Linked DNA regions of Homo sapiens: region 1 is linked to region 2. Evidence: read pairs that join two places in POLR2A ChIA-PET (ENCODE). Cell type or tissue: OCI-LY7. All regions are shown on one strand. Links, peaks and the distances in the headings refer to the core of each region. The heading gives the core; the rest is flanking DNA.

Region 1 (5,389 bases), core at 56-5,055, 1.6 Mb after region 2:
CTTCCTCCTCCCCTTTCTCCTTGGGGCAAGACTACGTCATAGGTGGAATTGCATTCTATCAGGAGACACATAATTCTGTTTGTCCTTCATTCTGTGATGTGAGCAACGCTGATTATCAGTTAATTCATTTGCAGTTGCAAAATGGTAATATTCTATAATTTCTTCTTCAACTATTAGCTGGAAAGTTGCATAAAATGGAACTTTCTTCTTTTTCTTGGTTACCTAGTGATACAGTTTATTTAGTAAAGGCAAAATAAATGTTTGAATCTTTCCCTTGATCCATTTTCAAAATAATGAATGCAGTCCCTAGCATTCTCTGATAGTAAAAAACTATTTTCCTTTTTCATAGTACTATGAATGCATGAATTTAAGCATATTTTATATGTTTTAATCCATTGCAGTTAGTATCCTTACTGATGCTCAGATTGCCCAATTTGTGGTCAATGGGGGTCTATTGACACTGGCATGTAAGTCACTTGAAACAATCTTAGTAGGTTTTGATATCTTCCTTGTTATCTAGTATGGCAAGCTATACCAGGCTTATGTTTGTATTTTCTGCCCTGGATATAAAAATAACATCTGAGAAATAGAGATGGTTATTATTACTGGTTTGGTCATTGTTTGTAGGCTTTTTTAGTGGATCTTCAAAAAAGATGGTTCTTCAAAAAAATATGGTTCTTCAAAAAATAAAATATCTCACGAATTCATTGCAATAATTCCAGTTATGATTTAGTACTACTGATATTTTGCTTAACTTCTCAAACTTACATCTATATCTCCTTTCTCCCTAAAGAAAATTTTACTTCTCAAGGGCACAAGGGATGATAGTATTAGATTTCACATAATTACTCATTTGCTTCATCTCACATTACAAACAAAGCACTGTTAGAATCAAAATACCATCACCAATATGATTACTGGAAGCAGTTAGAAACATTTTTCCCCCTGCTCCTTGCAGACCAGGGCTAACTCGTAGGCAGTGGGCCCAGAGTCGGCCTGAAACATTTTTTACAATTACTTTTTTTCTTAGATTATATCCTCTTTAGAGATGCACATTCAAATTTATGTGTTTTAACGTTTCCTGTAATAGTTTCTCTCTATACATTTATGTCATCGGTAGATACAGAGTAGATTTATTTACTTTGTTGTTTCCGATTTATAGATATAGTTATTTTGTTTAAATTATATTTTAAAATTGTACAATATATTTGTACCTCTCCAAGATCAAGTCTACAAATAAAATATATTCAAAGAAGTCTACCTTCTAGCTCTATTTCTCCTCTAAAAACCACTTATCCCTTTATAGTTAACCTCTGTTTTTGTTATTTGCTTACACATAAGTAGAAAAAATACATCATCCAAAACCCTGGTTGGGATAGCGGTGATAATAGTAATATTAGTGGTAGTTGTAGTAATACCATTGAAATATTAGAACGCTCTCTTACATGTATGGTGTGTTACAATTTATACTCTTTTATTCCATTCATTGTATCATTTGTATAATAACTCTCTGGGACAAATGTTATTTTCATTTTATAAATACAAGCATGTGTCGCATAATAATGTTTCAGTCAACAACAGACCACAGTACAATGTCGGTCTCATAAGATTTTAATGAAGCTGAAAATTTCTATCACCCAGTGAAGTCACAGCTGTTGTAATGTCATAGCACAACTCATTACTCACATGTTTGTGGTGATACTGGTGTAAACAAACTTACTGCACTGCCAGTCATATAAAAGTATAGCACATACAATTATGTACAGTACATGGTACTCAATCATGATAATAAACAATTATGTTATTGGTTCATATAGTTACTATACCATATTTTTATCATTATTTTAGAGTGTGTCTCCTTCTACTTATATACTTTTTAAAATTTCACTGTAAAAGAGACCCAGGCAGGTCCTGCCGGAGGTATTTGAGGAAGGGTTGTTATGGACGGAGATGGCAACTCCATGCCTGCTGTTGCTCCTGAAGACCTTCCAGCGGGACAAGATGTGGAGGTGGAAGATAGACACTGATGATCCTGACCCTGTGTAGGACTAGGCTAATATGTGTATCTGTGCCTTAGCTTCTAACAAAAAAAATTTAAAGAGTTAAACAAAAATAGAAAATAATAAATAGAAAGAAGCTCATATAAAAAGGACATAAAAATATTTTCATGCAGCTCTTCAATGTGGCTGTGTTTTAAACTGTTTTTAGAAGAGTTAAAAAGTTAATAAAAGTTAAAAGCTTTAGAAAGTTAAAAATTTACAATAAGCTAAAGTTAATTTATTATTGAAGAAATTAAAAATTTTAAATAAATGTAATGTAGCCTAAGTGTGCAGTGTTTATAAAGTCTACAGTAGTGTGCAGCAATGGCCTAGACCTTCACATTCACTCACCATTCACTCACTGACTCGCCCAGAGCAACTTCCAGTCCTGCAAGCTCCATACATAGTAAGCGCCCTGTACAGGTGCAGCAGTTTTTATCTTTTATATTGTATTTTTACTATACCTTTTCTATGTTTAGATGTGTTTAGATACACAAATACTTTCGATTGGGCTACAATTGCCTGCAGTATTCAGCACAGTAACATGCTGTACAGGGTTGTAGGTTTGTAGGAGCAATAAGCTGTACCATAGAGCCTCGGTATGTGGTAGGCTATACCATCTAGGTTTGTGTAAGGACATCATAATATTTGCACAACAATGCACTCGCCTAATGCAGGGGTCCCCAACCCCCGGGCCACGGACAGGTATGGGTCTGTGGCCTGTTAGGAACCAGGCTGTACACCAGGAGGGGAGCAGCAGGTGAGCGAGCATTACCACCTGAGCTCTGCCTCCTGTCAGATCGGGGCGGCATTAGATAATCACAGGAGCTCAACGCCTACCCCTATTGTGAACTGCACACATGAAGGATCTAGGTTGCGGCTCCTTACGAGAATTTAACGCCTGATGACCTGAGATGGAACAGTTTCATCCCGAAACCATCCCCCCACCACCCGCACCACCCAGACCACTCATCCATGGAAAAATTGTCTTCCATGAAATCGGTACCTGGTGCCACAAAGGTTGGGGACTGCTGACCTAATGACACATTTCCCAGAACATATCCCTGTCATTGATACCTCTCGGGTTCAATTTTTATCTCTGCGGAAATGGGAACTGTGCAGGTTAAATGAGGTACTGTGACACTATGGGCCACATGAGACTGCACATGCCCCAAACTGCCGTAACCACGGAGGATTTCCTGGTGACGCAGAAGCTGTGTATTATAGAACACAGTGCTGCCAAATGAAGAAAAGATATTCAGCTCAAGCATAATCAAAAAAATTTTTTTTCTGCTAAAATTATGAGGGGTACAACCCCTTTCTCTTCAAGCAGCAACTGGGCAGAGCTCATGGGCATAGGGCCCAGCACACAGGCATGGATGCTGTCAGGACACAGGGGCACTGAGCCATTGTTCTCAGAAACCACCATTGTGACGTCATTCCCACATAAAAACTAATTATTGTCATGGATTTTATTTTAAAATATTAGACGGAATCAAAGCTTCCTAAACAAAACACTTGAACAAATCTATAAGCAAAACTTAGGACTATTTCTGCTAACTGAAACGAACCTCCCTGTTATGAAGAACTTGATCTTTTTTTTTTTTTTTCTTTTGAGACGGAGTCTCGCTCTGTCGCCCAGGCTGGAGTGCAGTGGCGCAATCTCAGCTCACTGAACCTCCACCTCCCGGGTTCACACCATTCTCCTGCCTCAGCCTCCTGAATAGCTGGGACTACAGGCACCCACCACCACGCCCGGCTAATTTTTTTTATATTTTAGTAGAGACGGGGTTTCACCATGTTCGCCAGGATGGTCTCGATCTTCTGACCTCGTGATCCACCCGCCTCGGCCTCCCAAAGTGCTGGGATTACAGGCGTGAGCCACCGCGCCCAGCCAGAACTTGATCATTTTATTGCCCCATGTGTGGCAGAGGACAGTCCAGGGAACACCAAAAGGATTATTACAGCATGAATTATTCTAGAGGTAGCAGCATCGGGACAAACTAACTTCTCTTAGCCACACTATTACCCATTTCTTGGTGATGAGGCAATCAGAAATGAATGCCAGAACCTCTTTGTATTCAGATTTACATTTCGGTCAACCATAGAGAAAAAGGAAATAGTTTTGTATTTCTTTGACTTAGTTTGGTCAATCTTGATCAAATTATCTTTTGCCTTTATAAAATCCTGAGTTTACAAGTCTTCTGGGTGTAGACATAGATACATATTCAGACTGGTGGGCAGTCCAAATGTGAGAATTTTATTTAAAATCTTGGCCCTCAGCTGGGCAACCATAGATTGCTATACGCCTTAGAGAAAATTGACTAAGTCAAGAGTTATTTCTGTCTTACTGAGCACCAAGCCTGATACATTCAGTTTCCTCTCCTTTTCTTTAAGCACCACAAAAGAAAAGGTTTCTTTTGATACGATTTATTATGGTACTTTTCAGGTGGACAAGGAGTGACACAGGGTGGAGGAGTCACATCACACTTCCTTAAATCAATGTCTTGTCATCAAACTCTCATTGCATGGGAACGTAAGTAGTGGGGCTTAGGCTATGAATATAAAGAAATGTCTTCTCAATAAATAACTCCTCCCAGGTGTTAGTACCATCTTCTGGAGTTGAAATAAGCCTTTGTTTTATGCCTTATGCTAGAAATAAAAGTCCTAACATCTTTAAAAACTCAACATACTATTTTCCTTTCCATTCTTCTGAGCTAAAGAAATAAAATGAGTTGTATGGGGCAGTCATAAGCTGGTTCTGATTTTAGGGCTAACAATATCTAAGCAGATGTCTGGAGTTAGACATCTCTTAATTTTCTTTGAGCCTCAGTTTTCTCATCTTCAATAGGAAATTGGGAATCTCAGTCCAATAATTTTTTTTTTTGCAAAAATCAAATGAGATTTCGCTCCAAAGGCAATCTGCAAAGTAAATTGCTATAGGAGAATAAGTATTATTATTATTAAGATCCATTTTATTAAGACCAAGTATACAGTTTCTAGGTAGCAAAGAGTCCTTATGGTTTGGTGAATAAATGGCCATTTGACTAAAAGACTATTTTCCTCCTCTTTTATTCCCCATTAGGGGAAGTTAATTTCTTTGGAAGCAACAATGCTCACTTGAAATCCTTTAAAGATTCTCCATTTCCTATGAATCAAGTATAACCTACTCATGTTGCCAAATCAAGGCATTCATAGTACTGTCCAAAACTCTTTTTCAGGACTTATATTTCAATATTTTCATTATACCTAACAAATAAGGTGAACTCACCTGTCTCTGTTCTCCGACTCTACCTTAGATGTCCTTCTGTGAATTTTCTCAAGCTGCTTCCTTAACCCAGGAAACTTTC
Region 2 (5,389 bases), core at 252-5,251:
TCACCACGAAGATGGAAGGAGCTTCTCCCAGACCTGGACGCGTCCTCTGTACGTGCTGCCCGTCCTGCCCGAAATGACCTGTCTTTCCTCTGCACATTCTAAGTCTTCCTTAGTGGAGCCACCTGCTCAGCAAAGACATTCCTGACCACCCCCTTTCTGTCACCCTGTTTCCCCCAGTTCCTCAGACTCCTTAAACTTGGTCCCTCTTTCAGGTCTTTGAACAGGTGCTTGTCTCCATCTTTGTCATCCTTATTGCAATTTATCTCTCAGGTCTCCACTTAAATACCACTTGGAGGAGAAATCCTTCATATCCCATTGACTTCTCCAGTCAGGGCCCCATCTAATTTTCTACTAGAATCCTGTTCTCTTCCTTCATTACACTTGTCACAGCTTTTTAAAGTAATCAATCAATAAAAAATATAGTGTATGAACTTGATTTAAGACTACACACACAAATACTTGAGACTGTAACGTTGGTAAATTTCAAGGACTATGTTTTGCTCTTCATTGTAGATCCAGTAATACTGGGTGCTCAATAAAATATTTGATGAACAAATTCTCTTCTCAAAGTGCTCAGAGCAGTTTGTACAGTCTTTAAATATAACACTTATTCCATAGTAATGTAATTATTTTCCTTCATATCTATCCCCATCCCTGGATTTTGAGCTACTCAAGACTAGGTGAGATGGCCCCACAGCATCCTGCACTTGGCATATCTTAATTGGCTTTAACCTGTCTTCCGGCTTCTTGGTGGCAAGAGCAGCTTGTTAGAAACATGCCTGGTGCCTAACACAGTGTCTGGCACACAAATAGGTTTTAAACAAATGAATGAATGAATGAATGAATGAATGGCTAGAATGTCTTCCCCTCCATTTTCCCCTGACCTCCCAAAGTGCCCTTTAAATGTTGGAGGATATTGCATCCTATCTCTTCGGTGAGATACAGTGCACCGTCTGTGTGTGTTTCTTACTTAAAGCACATTCCATACAACTTACAGAACTTTAGATTTACAGAAGAGATGTATAAGGATGGAAATTACTTCCTTGAAAAAAGGATTTTTTCTGCAACATGATACAGAGACCTGTAGGCATGCAGCTCTTTTTCCTGCATTGAATTTAAAGTATGATTTGCTGAAAACTGCTATTTGTTAATTCTTCAAGGAGAGTCTATTTTATAAAGCTTGATGTACTTGTGTGCAAATAGGTCCACTTTTGAGCTGTGTTAAAGTAATCAGGCAAATCCTTACTCATCACCAGGTAGGACCTGGTTTGCAGGCTGGTGATACAGCAGCTGCAAACACGGCACTCAGCTTGGGCTGCAGAAATCAAGATTGGCGCGGACATACCCAGGCAAGTTCGAGAGGAGGTGTCTGCCTAGGAAGGGGATGCAAAACTGCATAATTCAAAGGAGAAATGAAAGGTACCAAATGAAACTGCAGAATACTTACAGAGTGCATGATTACCCTCTTGAAATACCTGAAGGACTGCCACCGAATTAGGCTTTTCTATATGACCCAAAGGAAAGGCTCAAGGTGCAGGTAAGATTTGTGTTTAATATAAGAAAAAACCATTTAACAGAATTGTACGGAAAAGAACGGGCTGCCTTAGAAGAGACTGGCCTTCTGGACACCAGCGGGGTGCAAGACAAGAGAAGGAGAATAATAGTGGTAACATTGTAGGAGGTATTTAAGCATCAGATTTGGGAATAGGGTTGGTGAGGAAGAGGTAATTAATACTAAGTAATAGCAATGATTTGTTGACATAAGTCCCGTGTGTAGGGATTTAATCCCCTATAATGCTGTAAGTTGTGAGGGTACACTTCGTCCACTCCATTTTACAGATGAAGTAACTGAGGCACACAAAGCTTCGGAATGTGCCCAAAGTCACCAAGCTAGGGAGGGCTGGGGTCAGGATTCAAGCTTAAGTCCATCCACTTCAGGAGCCTACGCTTTTAGCCACAAAGACTGCTTATGTCCTGTCCAACTCTAATTTTCTGGGCCTTAAATATTGAGATACCAAGAGAAAACCTATAAAGGAGTCTCAAGTGTATCTGGTGAAGCTGAGTCCTTCACCTTCTTTCCTTTGTCCTCCAGCATGATTCCTATGCTTACGACTACAGAGCATCAAGCCAGTTTTCAAGTTTATTGTGTGTCTCTGTGTGTGTGTGCATAGATCTGACAGGGCTAGTTCATTTCAAGTAACCAAGTATGTCTTTGGACAGCTCTTGTCAAGATCCAATAGAAGAGCCAATTCCAAAAATATGTTCCTTTAGTGGTTTTTTAGGGTTCTCTGCTCTGCACGGATTGACAATGTGGTAACAAGAGACATTCTGGAGACTGGATTTAATGCAACCATATGCTAGACAGAATGAGAACCCATATTGCAGCAGACCAGCCGGTACATTTCCATGTTAACAGAAGCTTGATTGCAAATTACATTTAGTCTCAACAGCTCAGTTCACTGCACACAGATGCCATGGGGGACTGTAAAGTTAGCGAGATGTGGGGGAGTACGACTAACATTTTTTTTTGAAAAAAAAAAAAAAATCCTTCAGCTGATAGAATGCCAAGGAGCATCAGCGCTGATGCTGAAAAGAAAACGCTGCTATATTTGTTTTGCCAGAAAAGGAAAAATAATCATTGTCGCGAGTTGTTAGTCAAATTATGAATACGAGCTCGGCTGGTAATTGTCTGATAATACAAACAGTGATATTAGGGTTGTCAGATGCGGCACGCACTGTTTGACAGCTAACATGTACGTGCTCTCTGGATGAGGAGCTGGTTCACTGATTCCAGAAGTCAGGCAAACAGAGGGCTGGGTGATGGAGGAGAGCTTCCCTAGGATCCTGGCCCCCAGTCCAGGGCTGGATCCGGGTCAGCTCCCCAAAGTGTGGTCAGTATCTCCGCTACACAGAGGAGGGTCTGTGAAACTGCAAAGAGCACAGTGTGGGTTTCAGTGGCAGATGCATCTCTTACTTACTGTGCAACCCTTGGCAACTTATTTAACATCTCTGAGCATACATTTTTCCACTTCTAAAACAGGGATAATTTTCAACCAGGTCCTCCTCCTTTGTGAGGATCAGCTGAGAACCTTGTGTGTGAGCATACAGTAAACCACATGGTGCTTTCTAAATGTTGGGGCTGTAAGTTGTCTACTTGGCTGGGTTTCTTTTGCTCCCATTTTAAGAGCTGAGCTACAGTGATTTTTTGTCCATTTTCTCATGGCTGGAGCAGATTTTTTTTCTGTCTGAGTACAAACACCTTTCAGATAGAATCATTCATCTTCTTTTCCCCAAGGAGTGTGGCCACAGGGCACCTTTCACCTAGAGCCCTCCCTGACCCCTTTATTACATGCTTGTCCCCTAGGGAAGCTAGAACACTTTCATCAAGTTCTATCTTATATGCATAAAGCCCTCATGCTCTCCATCCTCCTGTTCTCCAGACACAAAGCTGTGATAGACACCGATCTGCTTAACAATGTGTTCTCCCCTTAGCCTCTAATTCCCTGGACCCCTTGCAGTTGAGTGTGGCTGGGTGGCTAAGTTCTAGCCAAAGGCATACATATGGACAGGAGTGATGTACACAACTTCCAGACATCACCTTTAAACTTCCTATGCGTGCCTGATCCTCATTCTCTTTCTCCAACCTCCAGCTGAGTGGCAAAGACCTGAGGAACTAAGGGGAGGAGAAAACCAGAAGATGGAAGGAACCTGGGTCTCTGAATGACTGCCTGGAGCATAACTCCCTTGCCAACCTGTATTGTGCTGGGAAGTGGGTGAGAAATGAAAGTCTGCTCTCTTAATCCGCTGGTATTTGTTGGTTGGTTGTTAATGTAGCTAGCCCTGCCATAAAACCCAAGCAATCATTGACTTTATCTCATTACACAAAATGTGTTGTTACCAGAAAAACAACCAGTGTCTCCTCAAATACTCCCTGAAAACACCATGCTCTTTCACACCTCCAAGCCTTTGCTTACATGACATTTTTTCCCTTGTCTCTTCTCTCCTGAACTCCAATTACACTTTTGTATTGAGTAAACTCCTACTTGCAGGACCCAGCTCTAACACACCCACCCAGAAGTATTGTCACTTCCTCCCCTGGGCTTTCACAAAACTTGTACATGCCCATTATTATGTGATAATGGAACTATGGTTTACACATATGTGTCCCTCCTCTTGAGGCAGGCACTATGTCTTATTCAAGGCTTTAATGGACGTCTAAGGCAGCTCTCTTTTTTCCTTTCTATTTTTGTCTATTATCTATGGAATTAGGTACCCTAAGGCTACATCTTCCAGCTTAAAAATAGAGAGGCACAGAGACAAATGGAATTGTCCATTTGATTCACCTTTAGAAGATCTCATCATAGCGCAGGAAAAGGAAGATCACATTTTTCTTTCTACCCATCCACCAACCAAGGCCTATACTGGCTACATACAGAGACACGAGAAGGGGGAAGGATGCTCACGTGAGAGAAGCAGGCATAAAGTGTTGTAGACATGCGGAACTTCCCTATCAAAATAGGCCTCCTGCCTCTCTCTCCCGCTCACTGCATTCCCACTTGGCACCCTACTGGGACCCCCAAGAAAGATTATCCTTCTAATGGCCAGAGGCAAAGCTGTAGCCTGCTCACATTTGAGTCCAGCAAAGCCAGTCAATAAGGGCTGTGTGGAATGTAGAGCTCTGTTCACAGCAGGGCCTGGATGCTCACATCAAACACTGCTCTGTACAACTTAAGGACACCCTGCTGCATTCCAGATTTGAGGGAAAAATTCTTTTTTTGTTGTTTTTGTTTTTTTGTTTTGTTCTGTTTTCAAGTGGCTATTGCTGCTGTTACTTGTTTTGGTTTGAGAGCTCACTTCACCCAAACACACACACACACACACACACACACACACACACACACACACACACACACACATTTTGGGGTTTTCAGAAGCTGTTTATTTTGTTGCTTTCTTAATGTTGATACTTTGGGCTTCTTTATTTGCCACTTTGATGTTTTCATTGACATTATTTTCTTTCAGTTAACTCCTGGAAGATACACAGGGATTTCCCAATGATTGCAAAGCAGGCGTGGCAAAATCACAGTCTTGGATTCAGAATGGGAAGCCCAGGTTTGAGTCCTAGCTCTACCACCTTGCTGGGACAAATCATTCCACCTTAGTTTGTCTCTAAAATAAGAAAAATATGAACTCTGTCTTTCCAGACTTTCAAATTCCATAAGGACAGGGGTCATGTCCATTTTTTTAAAAATTGTCTCCATACACCTATCCTAGCACCTGGTATGTTGTAGCCCTCAGTAAAGATCATTGAGTGACTGAATGATGATTGTGGAGACCAAATAAGGTAATAGACATTAAAATGCTCTATAAATCCTGTAGTGGTCTACAC

The links. Peaks named below come from ENCODE experiments on the same cell type or tissue, not always from the same donor. Only the 100,000 strongest peaks of a DNase experiment are listed, where the experiment ranks them.
Region 1: POLR2A ChIA-PET joins it to region 2 with 10 read pairs; 2 of 35 experiments call an interaction of 5 or more read pairs at or near these places.

The regions. Positions count from the first base shown.
Region 1 is chr3:187,534,472-187,539,860 of GRCh38, reverse strand. LOC105374262 (a long non-coding RNA gene) reads left to right here and starts at 3,917. Exons shown (of 6, transcript XR_007096211.1): 1 at 3,917-4,023; 2 at 4,489-4,575. In OCI-LY7, for the core only: no CTCF peak of the experiment used is centred there; no DNase peak of the experiment used is centred there.
Region 2 is chr3:189,136,824-189,142,212 of GRCh38, reverse strand. It overlaps a transcript of TPRG1 not described here. Among named protein-coding and RNA genes, the nearest start is that of TPRG1, 32 kb to the left of the region's middle. RefSeq lists an enhancer at 4,404-4,905. In OCI-LY7, for the core only: no CTCF peak of the experiment used is centred there; no DNase peak of the experiment used is centred there.